Regions from separate parts of the Homo sapiens genome. Here region 1 is linked to region 2. Evidence: chromatin contacts called from ENCODE Hi-C data. All regions are on one chromosome and are shown on one strand. Each heading gives the region's core, a stretch centred on a gene start or an enhancer-like site at or near the end of the contact. The rest is flanking DNA. Distances are from core to core; before and after follow the strand shown. Region 1 overlaps LINC01098 (long intergenic non-protein coding RNA 1098). Region 2 holds the start of NEIL3 (nei like DNA glycosylase 3).

Region 1 (6,873 bases), core at 1,069-3,568, 430 kb after region 2:
ACCATGAGTGGCGATGTGGTTTCTCTTTTCCTTGAAAGACTTGCTAATAAAACGGAAAGGCCATTGTGTCTTGCTGAGAGTCCCAGCTAGTCCCCTAACTGACCGTCAGCATCCATGGTCAGACATATGAGTGAATGAGGTTTCAAATGTTTCTAGGCCTGGATTTTAAGTCTCTCAGCCATGTCCCAGACATTGTGGAACAGAGACAAACTGTCCCACTGTATCTTGTGACCAACTGAAGCAGACAGATAATTATTCTTTCAAGCTCTAAGTTTTGGGGTAATTTGTTGCACAGCAATAGACATAGTTTTATGATTGTACCTGTTTTCTTCATGGCACCGCCACATTTGTCCCCCTGGCTACATACATTTAGCCCTAACTTTTTGCTACAATGGCAAGGTTTAGGAGCTCTGACAGTACCAGTTCCAGCACTGGGGAGGGTAAGTAAGTTTGGAATGTGATAAAAGATACCAGGAGGAATAATTATTTCTGCAATATCAATTACTACAAGTATGGTGAATCCAGAAGTGAAGGAGAAAGATTAGATTCAGCAGCACTTTGAAGCCCATCAATATGTAATATCACTATGAAGTTGCTTTGCTATTTTGCTTCAATAGCTCGTGATTAAAATAAACTTTATTAAATTCTAATTTAATGATCTAAAATATTATTTTACTATTAGAATGCATTAGCAGTGCTTAAACATTGAATTGTTATTGCCATTTGTTAAGATTTAGAAAACACCTGCTTTTAATAAGTTGGTACTAGCAGTAGGTCTTTATTTGAAGTTGAAATTTTTCCTTAAGGTGTTTGAGAAATAAGTGTACGAAGCTTCATTTCTAAAAAAAAAAAAAAAACAAATAAAAATAAGTGGTCAAATGAAGTTGTACTCATGTTATTTGACCATAGTTAACATTTTACAGTAAAAAGAGTAGATAATTTGCAGTTGGACAGTGGATTTTGAATATGTAGGCAATATTGATTAAAACAGTCAACTAGTTAACCCCTTTCTCAGTGACCTGAATAACCCAGTGCTATTGCTATTGTATTGTGCATTCTTTTCTTGAAACTCCGGAGAAAATGCTGAGTCTTTTATACTTTAGCTAACAAATTATTGGAGAAAATCTTGCATTAACAACTTGTGATTTATAGGTAATTTCTTGTCAGTGACAGATTTATGATCTCTTAATTTTTAGCCAGGTCTACTTCTGTAAGTACTAAACTCTAGCATTTATTTTTTAAAATTGGAAATTAGAAACATTTGACTTAATGACGGTTGTCAGTATCAATAGAATGATAGTATGAGCAGTGATCTGCAAATTTTAAAAAATCAAATGACATGGATTTATTATGTTTTAGATGACCATATTTTAAAAGCCTTATGGAAACATAGTCCACAATACATAATGTGTTAGAGTCTGGTCAGAATTAAAACAAAAATAAAGCAATTGCCAAACTAAAATTTCATGCAACATAACTTTTTAAATAAGAATAGAGAGAGACATTTCCAGTGACATAAGCAGGTGAGTTTTCTTGGCTCTCTTTTTGACTACCTCCGTGTGATCCCTATTTTCCTGCTAGAATGTACCGCCGGTCAGGTAAAGTTTAATATTGGATTTGAGTCTTACTCTACCAGTGGTGGAATACAGCCTATTTATATACTTCCTTAGCTATTTTTTATAATGCTATTCAAACTACAATTGTCTGCCAGGAATACTCAATGTTTAAGGTTCTAATCCATTCCACCTTCTCTGTGAAGGCCTTCCCTTATCACCATCTAAGCCACTTCAATTTCAGGTAAACCTTCCACAACTCACTTCCACTGTTAAGGAATCTCATGTATACCTCTCCTAGAGCTGTGTGATTGTTTTTACAATATTTTTTTCTGAACTCATTGAGGGCAGAGACTGGGTCATTTTTTTGGAAGTGACGTTCCATGGGACAGTGCTTGGAATATATTACAAACTCAATAAATCCAGTTTGAATGAATTGAACCCTAAATGATAAGAAGGATATTAGAGTTTTACCTTAATAAGAGCAAAGAGTTAAAGACAGTGCAAGGCATAATTTTAATGCGTAATTAGACGAGAGAAGAAGGGAGTAGGGGGATAACCAGTAGATGAGACTAGAAAGCTAGAATGGAACCTTTAAATCCAGCTCATCTGTTACTTCACCTGGGAAAGCTTCTCTAAGCAGGGTGCACAGAAATCTGTTCTATGAACTCTTTATAGAGTTTCCTTAACTGTCTCATACAAATTTTTAGATACTATCTGGTATTAGTCATTTGTGGATATGATTTATCATTTCCGTTGAAAAGTGAAACTCTTCAAGGCATACTATGTTATACCTCAGGTTTCTGGTCCCAGAAATACTTACTGTTACAGCTTCTACAAGTGAGTGTTCAATCATCATTAGTTACATAAATAAATGTATTTAAATAAAAAGGCAAATAGTTATTATATAGAATTCTTTAAAACTGGCTTCAGAAAGGTCATAAATCAAAAAACAGTGACATATAGTGAAATTACATGCTGGACGTTATTTGTGAACTTTTCATTTCTGAAAATATAATTAGAAATAATATTTATAGTTAACTACATACATAAAACTAATTCTAGAAAGAAAAATAATGCCAGCTTTCTTTGTGCTATGAAGACTAAAGTAAGCATTAGCTGTCTGCTTTTATGAGAATTTTTTTCCCCTTTGTTATAATAAAAATGTCCTTCAAATCCTCAGGCATTCTGAATTTCTAGAAACAAAACTGAGAGCATTTAAAAATACACGTTGTTAGACCATGATTTATTATAGTAATTATTTTCTAAAAACAGAAAACATAAAAGCACAGGACCTGAGGGCAGGGACATCTTTTTCATCCTTTTGGCCCCAGCTTAGTACATTGCTTTCAGAGAATAGGTACTCTATTTTTTACAAAGTATACTCTATCTGCTGAACTGAACTAAACTGACACACGCAAAAGAGTGAATATGAACATATACATTTATACATGTCAACATGTGCATGTTTACCACACTTAGGTTAATTAGAAACATTTTCCGTTGGAGTAAAAATACTTGCTAACGTTCATAGTAAGGAAAAGAATGGAAAGAATACATTAGGAACCTATTATATATAAGGCATTGTAGAAGATACTAAGAAGCATAAAATTCCTAAGAAATTTCCACTTTAATGAGAAAAATAGCCTATGTATAGAAAGTTAAGCAACCATTAAGGATAACTAACAGTGCAATATATTAAATAGGTAACTACTGAGTTGTGATCATTATTTGTGTTTCCACTCGTCATCTGTTTTTTCACCCTTTTTAATATCATCCTGGTTTCCTCGAGGAGGAGCACTCTTTTCTACCTCGGTAAGGTGGAATAGCAAGGTGCTTGTGTTTTTCCGTTAGAGTCTCGGTAGTATATTTTTGTTAGATACCCTTTTTATACTGTTGACAGCCAAATGACAGACAGGTGATCCTGGCCAATAGTATCTCTCACCTGGGACATTGAGGCTAAATTGGTACAAGGTTAAAACATTCATAAATGATGAGCTCTGTCAAGGTACCTATAAGCTTGCGTAGTGGTCCCTTCTGATAGCTGTATGTTCCTATCTAGTCTGAGGATGGTTGTGTTACCAGTGGAGGGTCTTGACTATGGGTCATCCAGGCTCTTGGCATTTTGAACAAAGAATTGGACAAAATGCCCAAACAAAACAACAAAAGAAGGAAGCAATGAAAGCATAGGTTTATTGAAAGGGAAGTACACTCCATGGAGTGGTGGTAGGCTCCAGCAAGCGGCTCAAGAGCACTGCTTACAGAATTTTCTGAGGTTTAAATACCCTCTTCCCATTTGTTAGTTGGTTACACCCTACGTAAATGAAGGAGTGGCCCACCACCGGTCTGGTTGCAGGAGGTGACCCATCAGAAGTCCTCTCCATTTTTTAATCTTCAGGCTGAAAGTGGGGGTTACCTCTGATCCTTTTGTTACTTGGACATGGAGAGGTGGGGTTTTCTTTTTGATTCAATTCTAGGAAGTCAGTGAATATTGAGCTTAGGTTCCCTGCCTTCAGACCCTATTCTCCTCCCTCAGTTATTCACCCTTTCCCTCAATCCTCTGAGTGGCCTTTCATCCTGCTAGTAACAGCTGCAATTGTTGAAAGTTAGGCAACATTGCTTGTTTTGTTCTTGTTTCTATAGATTTTTTTGTTGTTAATTCAGCTTTTTAAAAATCCTGATTAAAATAATTACTAAATACTTCTAGTAAATACTAGAAAAGGTCAGAGGTAGGAGAGAGTTCTATGCTGCAGTGCTCTGAAAAAAAATAATTTCCAAAGAAATATTTGATGTGGGACTTTGAAGGATAGATACAAATTGACCAATGTTAAATGAAGAAGGCAGGCAGGCTTTTTAGTGATGAGGAAAGCCTGGTATTAAATGTTAGAAACTGAAGATCATGAACTGCCACTGGGAGAGAGAGTAAGTAGAAATAATTTTATGTGGAACTACAAATGTAGAATAGAAAAGGGGTTGAGCACATATGTTTAAAATCCTGATTCTGGGTTTAAGTGTTTGGTGTTTATGACATAAAATATTTGAAGATAAAACCAAGTTAGAATGCAAAAGAGTAAAGCCCTACTTTAGATAAGAAACAACTAATATTAGCTACAGATCAATAAAATGCACTTTTAAAATATTTTTTTGCCTTGCTATTGAGTCTTGTTTCAAATTAAAGTATACACAGTACACATAATAATCAAAGTTGGTATTATAAATATATAAATCCTATCTAAATTAAGAATATTACATGTTTTCTCTTATATAGAATGAGAGAAAGAAAAAGCTAAGTCTTCTGAAATCAATTTTTGAGATTTCATCTTAAGATTGGTAGACAAGGAAAAATGAGACAAGAAGTAAATCACAAAATTACGAAGTACAAGGAGATTTTTGAGAATTAAAAGAGAAACTTAGAGCTTTTGATCATAAAGGAAAAAAGGAAATTGCATCCTTCTGTACAATTACATCAGTATTGATGTATAATCCACACCATTCAGTATCTAAAATTTGACTGGGCCTAAAATAGCTGCTGTGATTTCCATGCTAAATTAACAAGATAAATTACAGAGCATCATTTTATTGCTATTGTTGATGAAAAGTAAAAGTTGCAATCAATCATCTAAATGAATTTTGGCATTATGGTTTGGGCAAAACATCTGGATTTGGATAGACATGTTTTGGTTTTTATTATCTGCACAAAGTTACACTCAGATTTCCATACTTTTTCTTTTAGGGAATGTATCCTATCAATATGTTTTCCAAGGTTTTAACTACTAATTACTCTGGTTTTGATTAAACATAACACAAACTAAATAATGGAGCTTAGATATTAGATACCATCAGCATTTGTGCTGTACAAATGGTAGCCATTGGCCATATCTTGCTACGGAGCTCTTAAATTATGGCTAGATTGAATTGAGATGTGCTCTAAATGTAAAATACATACTGACTTTGAAGACTTAGTATGAAAAAAGAATTATACATATTCATATAAAAGATAAAATATATATGGCTAAAACATTCCTGTTAAAGTAATTTCACTTGTTTCTTTTTACTTTTTAATACGGTTACTAGAAACTTAAAATTCTACTTGTGGCTTGCATTGTGTGTCTACTTGACAGCACTGATCCAGAGCCTGAAGTAATGAAATCACTGTAGTTGAAGACGGAAGGCTGCCTTCTCTCTCCTACGTTCTCTGATCAAATAACCTGGGGCCTAATTGTGGACACAAATTGCTTAATTGTAATCAGTGATCTTGGTTTCTTCTGGGAAACCAGTATCTAAGCACCCATGATTGTTGCTCGTATAGCGAAGACTTGGCAATGAAAATTTCATAGCTCAGAATATGGGGTCAGTGTTGATAGATGAAGGGTTTTGAGCCTCCCCCTCCATCTTGACCCATAGGCAGGAGAGGATACGCTTATTTCAATGGGCAGTGGGACTATGTAGGGGCTGCCCAGGAACCGTGAGGCCTCCATGGCAGGGCAGTCATGAACTCTGCCTTCACTCCTAAGATCAGTTGAGTATTGGATCCATAAGCTGGCTAAGTGCACTGGCTTGCCATTGGATTAAAAAAAATGCCTTTTTCAGTGACAGATTTGTTTTAATTCAAGTACTTAGACTGTTTTTTTTTAATTGCAAAGCATCAAAATTGGGTTTGAAAAGCTGCTTATCTTCATTATGTTTTCCCAGGGGGTGGCCTAAGATTCCCCATGTCACCGTATGTACAGAAAACATTATTTTGAATAAATGTGAATTCGCAAGTGCCATTAATCAAATTTACAAGATGATTGTTTTCTAATAAGCTTTGCCTGTCAACTTTCTTAGTAATTCTTTTACACCCCATGGTGAAAATGACCCATCATGCAATCTGTTGATGGCATTCATTGAATTAGAATTAGGCTTATAATAAATCTCACATACTTTAAAGTACAGTAATCAAGAGGATATGTTACTTAGCATTCAGCATTTCCATCTGTTGTACATTGGTAATCACTGGGTATTTCAGTCCAGTGCAAGAGCATATATCTGCCCTGCCTACACATCTAAAAAAATAGGCAATGTATTTGTAAGCTCCTCATTTTTTGCGTTGTAATTCAAAACATTTTCCAAAGAAATTTTTAAGGGATAAGCCTATATAACATGAATACTTTAAATGTTGAGACAGCTTTTTATTTAAGTCACCTACCTACACAATGTAAAATCTTAAATGTAGGTAGTCCTTGTTTTGCATAGTGTCATGTTACTGAAAGCTTGCGTAGATGGGAATGGAGTCCTCTTTCGTAGGTTCCATGGTAACTAGCAATTGCCAAACTGTTTA
Region 2 (6,329 bases), core at 1,695-4,194:
GGGGTTACAGTGAGCTGAGATCACGCCACTGCACTCCAGCCTGGGAGACAGAGCTAGACTCTGTCTTGGAAAAAAGAAAAGGTGAGAATAATAGCATGAGCCAAAAAACAAAAGGTACAAAATATATTCTGGGAATAAGTACAATTTATCTTAATTTCGTAGAGTATTCATAGTTTTCAAAGTGCTTTCACATAAGCTATGTTGTGTATGGAAATTAGAGCAATCATATGCAGGTGTATAGAAAAAGTATTATTTATTGTCCATATGAAGAAAGTGAGTTTTGGAAAAGATAAATGACATATATATATATGGTTATCAAATAGCACAATTTAATAGATTTAGCAAATTTACTGAAATTAGTAAATTGGACTTAAGAAGAAATTGTGAAGGTTCCTCTGGTAAGAGTGCACAAGAGAAAATTCAAGGAGGATAGCAGTTAGCAGGATCCTGACATAGTCCAGCTGAAATGTAGCAAGGGTCTGCACTAGGGTAGGCTTGCTTGCAATGTTGTGGGCTCTTTTTACAGACAATGTAGATACACAGCGTATGCGAGTTTGCTTTTGATTGGACGTAAGAAGCAAGATCAAAGAGATATACCAAAGGACTCAGAGGCTAGTCACATATAAACAAAATCTGGGCCAGGTGCAGTGGCTCATGCCTGTAATCCCAGCACTTTGGGAGGCAAGGCGGGTGGATCCCTTGAAGTCAGGAGTTCAAAACCAGTCTGGCCAACATGGTGAAACCCCGTCTTTACTAAAAATACAAAAATTAGCCAGGCGTGGTGGTAGGTGCCTGTAATCCCAGCTACATCGGAGGCTGAGGCAAGAGAATTGCTTGAACCCAGGAGGTGGAGGTTGCAGTGAGCCAAGGTCAGGCCACTGCACTCCAGCCAACAAAACAAAACAAAATCTGACTCCGCCTTTCAGTCACGCCAGTGAAATCTCTTAATGCCTTCAGTGTCAGTCCCCAACTCTTACTAATTAAAGATCGTATTTGACCCAAATGTGCACAGTACACAACACCTTAAAGAGAAATGAGGTGAATCAGATAAATGAACAGGTTGATATTTTTTAAATTTGTCCACAAGCTCTTTGATATCCCTCCTTTCAAATCACAGCTTAATTCCCCTCCCCTTGTGAATGCACTGTATTTAATGACTGGCTTCTAATGAATGGAATAAGAAGTAAGTTACCATAGTAAACTAAGTAATAAAGGGTGACTAAGTAATAAAGGGCATTGCAGCTTTCTCCTTGACTTCTCTCTTGGATCACACTCTCAGCTGCCATGTCATTAGAAGAGCCGAGCTGCACTATAGAGACACAAGAGGTGAGAAACTGAGGCCTCCTGCCAACAGCCATGCAAGTGACTCATCTCGGAAGTGGATCTTTTAGCTACAAAAAGCCTTTGGGGCACTTTAGCCTTGGCTAATATTTTAACTGTAACCTCTTGAGAAATGCTGAGCCAGGATGACTCTGGCTAGCTAGACTATTGCCAAATTCCTGACCCACAGAAACTTTGAAATAACAAATGGGATAATTGATGAGGTAACAATAAATAACTAGTACAACGCTGAAAGAGGAGAAGGTATATAGGACTTTTCTCCATCAAAGGACAGAGATTATTGAATTGAACAAGGGAGTAAAGTACAAATAGTCCTGAAATTGATCCAGCCAACTTTTGATCACTAATCTCTCCCTGCAAAGGAAAGATTTAATACTTTTCAAAATTTCAATCAAGTCTTCAGTATATTCAAATTCAACTCTCTAGTATACAGATGCTCCTCAACTTACGATGGGGTTATGTCCTGATAAACCCGTTGTAAACTGAAAATACAGTAAGTCGAAAATGCCTTTAATATATCTAACCTACCAAACATCATAGCTTCACGAGGCCCTCCTTAAATGTGTTCAGAACACTTACATTAGCCTACAGTTGGGAAAAATCACCTAACACAAAGCATATTTTATAATAAAGTGTTGAATAATTTATTGACTACTGTACTGAAAATGAAAAACAGAATGGCTATATGAGTACTCAAAGTACAGTTTCTACTGTGTGTCACTTTTGCACCATCATACAGTCAAAACACTGTTACGCTGGGGCATCCTAAGTCAGCAACCACCTGTGTATATGCTCTTGTGGTTTAACGGCAGCACAGTGCTATGCTTATGAAATCACTTAGAAATTGACATTCTGTTTTAATGTGTAGTATTTCAGTTTTCAAAAAAGAATACACTTTATAATTTACAAAACTATATGGAGTCATAAACTTCATAGATTTATATGTATGCATGCATCTTTGGTTAGGGTTGTGGGTAAATTTGAAAAGCTACGCATTACCCTCAAATTTATATAAACCTCTACGTTTAACAAAGCAATTTCATATAGCTTTCATCTTGGGGCGTCCCCTTACAAAATGGATGCATGCACTTAGGTAGGGCTCACTTAACTATCTAATAATGGAGTTTTTAAATATAGACACTAGAATATATTCTGCTGTTTGTTCCAAAAACCCTCTTCTTCGTTTCTCTTATCCCACCCACGTCCGAATATAGCATGCCAAAAACAGAGCCAAAAACAAGATTGTCTGTGACATATCTGTCCTGTCACAGACAAGGACAGATTAAGAGGACCAGATCAGAAAATGTGTGTATACTAAGTAGCTCAAAGACAAGGGCAAAACTTTAACGCAAAGAAAATACATTCAGAGCTTTCCAAGTCCCAATTTCTTCTGCTTTTACAGTTCAGCCTAGTTAGTTGTCCTCCACGCCCCCCGCCCCACGCGCGTTTGCGTTTTCTTAATAAACCCACAGCAAGACCTAGGGCGGGGGTGAACCACAGCGCATGCGCCGTAGGGAGCGACCTCAACAGCTAGGGTGCTGTTTGGGCGGGGCCTGGGCGGGGCCAGACGCGCGCGAGATTTGAATTTCCTCTGCGTGCGGTCAGTGCCCGCGCAGCGTTGAGTTGCACAGCGGTATTCTCACCAGGCCCTGCAATCGGTGGGCCACAGTGCCGGCCACAGAGATGGTGGAAGGACCAGGCTGTACTCTGAATGGAGAGAAGATTCGCGCGCGGGTGCTCCCGGGCCAGGCGGTGACCGGCGTGCGGGGAAGCGCTCTGCGGAGTCTGCAGGGCCGCGCCTTGCGGCTCGCAGCCTCCACGGTTGTGGTCTCCCCGCAGGTGAGCTACTCCTGTAACAGGCCATGCAGTCAGCAGGGGGGAAATGGAATAAAGACCCCATCAGGGTTCCAGGATTTAAAGTGTCATCTCTTTGCTCTGGCCCAGGTTTCCTGGGGTCCCACCTTTCACAGAGTTTATCGTCACTTTACTGTAGGGAGAAGTCGGTCCTAGCGCGCCTGCGCAGGAGAGGAGGGCTAGCGTTCTGGGCTCACGCTGCCGGAGCAAGATGCCCTAGGGGAATCCAGTGAAGGTGTTTTATCCGAGTCACCTTACTTAACTTCTTTATGATACACACATGGTTTCCCATGTCTACAGCTGCATTTTTTACTATTGATATTATCAAATCTCTGCTACCTCTGATATGTTTTCTTCGTCCCATTTTAAGCTTTTAGCATAAAATTCTACTTTCTTGCTTGGCTAATCTGCAATTGGTAAGTATATCACAACTAGTATATAATTCTAAAACTACACGTAGAAAATTTAGCACTAACTTCTCACTCAACTTCATATTGCCATCTAATTAAGGGGCAATGAAACCCAGTTCTGGTTCCCTTAAGTGAATTTATTTCTTTTTAAAGTAAACTAGCACAGCTTCTTGCCACTCAGGCATTCATTGCAGACGATGTGGTATTCATTTGGCCAGAACTTGTACTAAAAATATTCTGATTAAGGCATCATGTTTTAAAAGCCCTCTAGATGTATGGATGATTGTATTTCATGCCTACATGCAATATTGCACTGTATTTCAATTTCTTCTGCAAAGCTTCTTATAGCCTTTGGTCCTGGAAGAAAAAGTTGCCTGCTATGAAATTAGCATATGCTTACAACTTGAAAGAAATGAGGTTCTAAGTCTAAGAAAATATATTTTCAAACTTGGGAAAAAATAAGTTTTACATCTCCTTCCAATTGCCCTTTTGTTTATTTTGACTTGATATGCCAGTAAGTACTCTGTACCTATTTTTTTTTATTATTGTTATAGTGTTTCTAAAATCGTTTCAGGGTACCACAGAGATGGATTTTAGATGGTTTCTTAAGAATATTAATATTTATGAAAATTACTCATTCAATAAAATTTTGAATACTCAAGACACCTGGGGAGCAAAAACAAATACTTCCTCTTTTGGAGCCTATACTTCAGTTGGGAAGACACAAAGACATTCATTAAATAATCACCTAAAGAAATATAAATTAATAAGTTCTGTGAAGGAGAGATACACGATTCTTTAAGGACTTGTAGGAAGACCTGGGAAGGCTTCCCCAGGGAAGTAGCAAAGCTGAGGTGTGGGCCGGGTGCAGTGGCTCATGCCTGTAATCCCAGCACTTTGGGATGCTGAGGTGGGCAGATCGCCTGAGGTTGGGAGTTCAACACCAGCCTGACCAATATGGAGAAATTCCATCCCTACAAAAATAAAAAATTAGTCAGGCATGCTGGTGCATGCCTGTAATCCCAGCTACTCAGGAGGCTGAGGCAGGAGAATCGCTTGAATCCAGGAGGTGGAGGTTGCAGTGAGCTGAGGTCGCGTTATTGCACCCCAGCCTGGGCAACAAGAGCGAAACTCTGTCTCAAAAAAAAAAAAAAAAAAAAAGCTGAGGTGTGCAGGGTGAGTAGAAGCCATGCAGCTCAGGGATTGGAACAGGAAAAAGACTGAAAGAAAGCCAGAGTAGACACTGCCCTCTCATTTAGGAGTCGACTGCAGAAATCCAGGTGACAAATTTGGGGTCAAGTGCTGGTGGTGGAGATGAAGACAAGAGAATCACTATGATGGGAGGGCTAAGCAATGGATATGACATGAATATACTTAGGGATATCATCATTTACATCATTCAACCACAACGTATTTTGTGTTAGGTTTTATGCTAGCTCCTGCGGATACGAAGATGAGTAGGATATGCTTTCTGCTGTGAGAGTCCAACCTAATGTTTTAAATAAATATCACCTCATTGGTATTTAGGAAAAATAGCTTAAACATTTCCTTTTAAGTTTTGTTGTGATTATCTCTGATGGTATGGCATGAGATGCTTTTACATTTCATTCAGTCATGAAAAAGGATAACCCTATGATAAAGGATTAACCTGATTCTACAGATGAGGCATATGAGGCTCAGAGTGACTTTAAGTAAATTTGCCCAAGATCACATGTCTAGTAAGGGGCTAAACCAGGGTTTGATTTTTCTTTAAAACTCCAAAGCCTACCCTCTTAACCATGCCATAGCTCCTCTCAGCCATAAAAGATTCAGTAGGATCTTTATTGCTTTTTTAGCATACAACGGTAAGAACACCATAATGCTCAGTATATAGTAGTGGTTATTTATTAAATAGAAAAGTGCAATCTTGGATTTTTGGCTGTGTCTACCACCATTTTTAGTTTTGTTCGGTTGAGTCAATTCTCTTATATCTATTCTGATAATTCTCTTCTAACAGCTTCTATGGCCATGTTTGGATTGCACAAAAGAGTGCAGCCTGATAATATAATACAAATGCGTCAGTAATGGTTAGGCAATTATTAACATCACTTGGCAGCAATATTCAATAAGTTATACCCCACACATAAAAAGCCTGGCATTTAAAGGTATTATTTTTGATACCTTGATAGAAAGAGGCATTAAAAATTGGAATAGGTCTTTGTGGTTAGTATCAGGAATCTGGTTCTATGGACACTGGATTTTAAAATCAATATGGAAGGAATACATTCTTTGAGGCTGTTGGTAAATTTCTAAATAATTTACTATGGCTTCATTTTCTGGGACTTTGATCTGAAAAAAAAAACATAATTATAACCTTTTGTAAACATGAAGAGTCTTTTGCATTTTAGAGGGATCCATAGTAAATTTCATTAAAACATGGTAGGTTGTCACAAACCTCTGGCAAGATCATTACTGTAGCAGATGATCCCATGTCTCCTAGGCATTTATGCCAAAGAGTTAAAGCTATTTAAATGTTTCTGCTACTGGCTTGAAATGATTAGTTTTCACAAGGCAGCATTTAAAAATAATTTAATAACTGCATACTGCATTCTTTACAGTGCAGTAAACATGGAAAAAGTTACTAATGAGAGCTAAAGAAATATTTAATGGGCATTCAAAATAAAATATTTAAACCTCAGATAATCATACCAAAAAACAAACCAAAAAACACTACTTCAGTAGTTA

What was found. Hi-C counts contacts between places; a loop is a spot of excess contacts on that map. Pooled maps may share reads with other maps.
Region 1: a pooled map shows a loop between it and region 2 (8-fold over the local background). The contact joins the enhancer-like site here to the promoter of NEIL3 in region 2. A Hi-C loop is called at or near these places in 4 of 37 single-sample maps with no recorded cell type and 7 of 50 pooled maps.

The regions. Positions count from the first base shown.
Region 1 is chr4:177,738,458-177,745,330 of GRCh38, forward strand. All of the region lies in intron 2 of LINC01098 (long intergenic non-protein coding RNA 1098), which reads left to right. Among named protein-coding and RNA genes, the nearest start is that of LINC01098, 13 kb to the left of the region's middle. Within about 2 kb of position 2,319, at least 2 of the 41 ENCODE cell types and tissues checked have a DNase peak (open chromatin) inside an H3K27ac peak, as active enhancers do.
Region 2 is chr4:177,306,930-177,313,258 of GRCh38, forward strand. NEIL3 (nei like DNA glycosylase 3) reads left to right here and starts at 2,945. Exons shown (of 10, transcript NM_018248.3): 1 at 2,945-3,180. The coding sequence starts at 3,025. RefSeq lists a silencer at 2,826-2,945 and an enhancer at 3,026-3,115.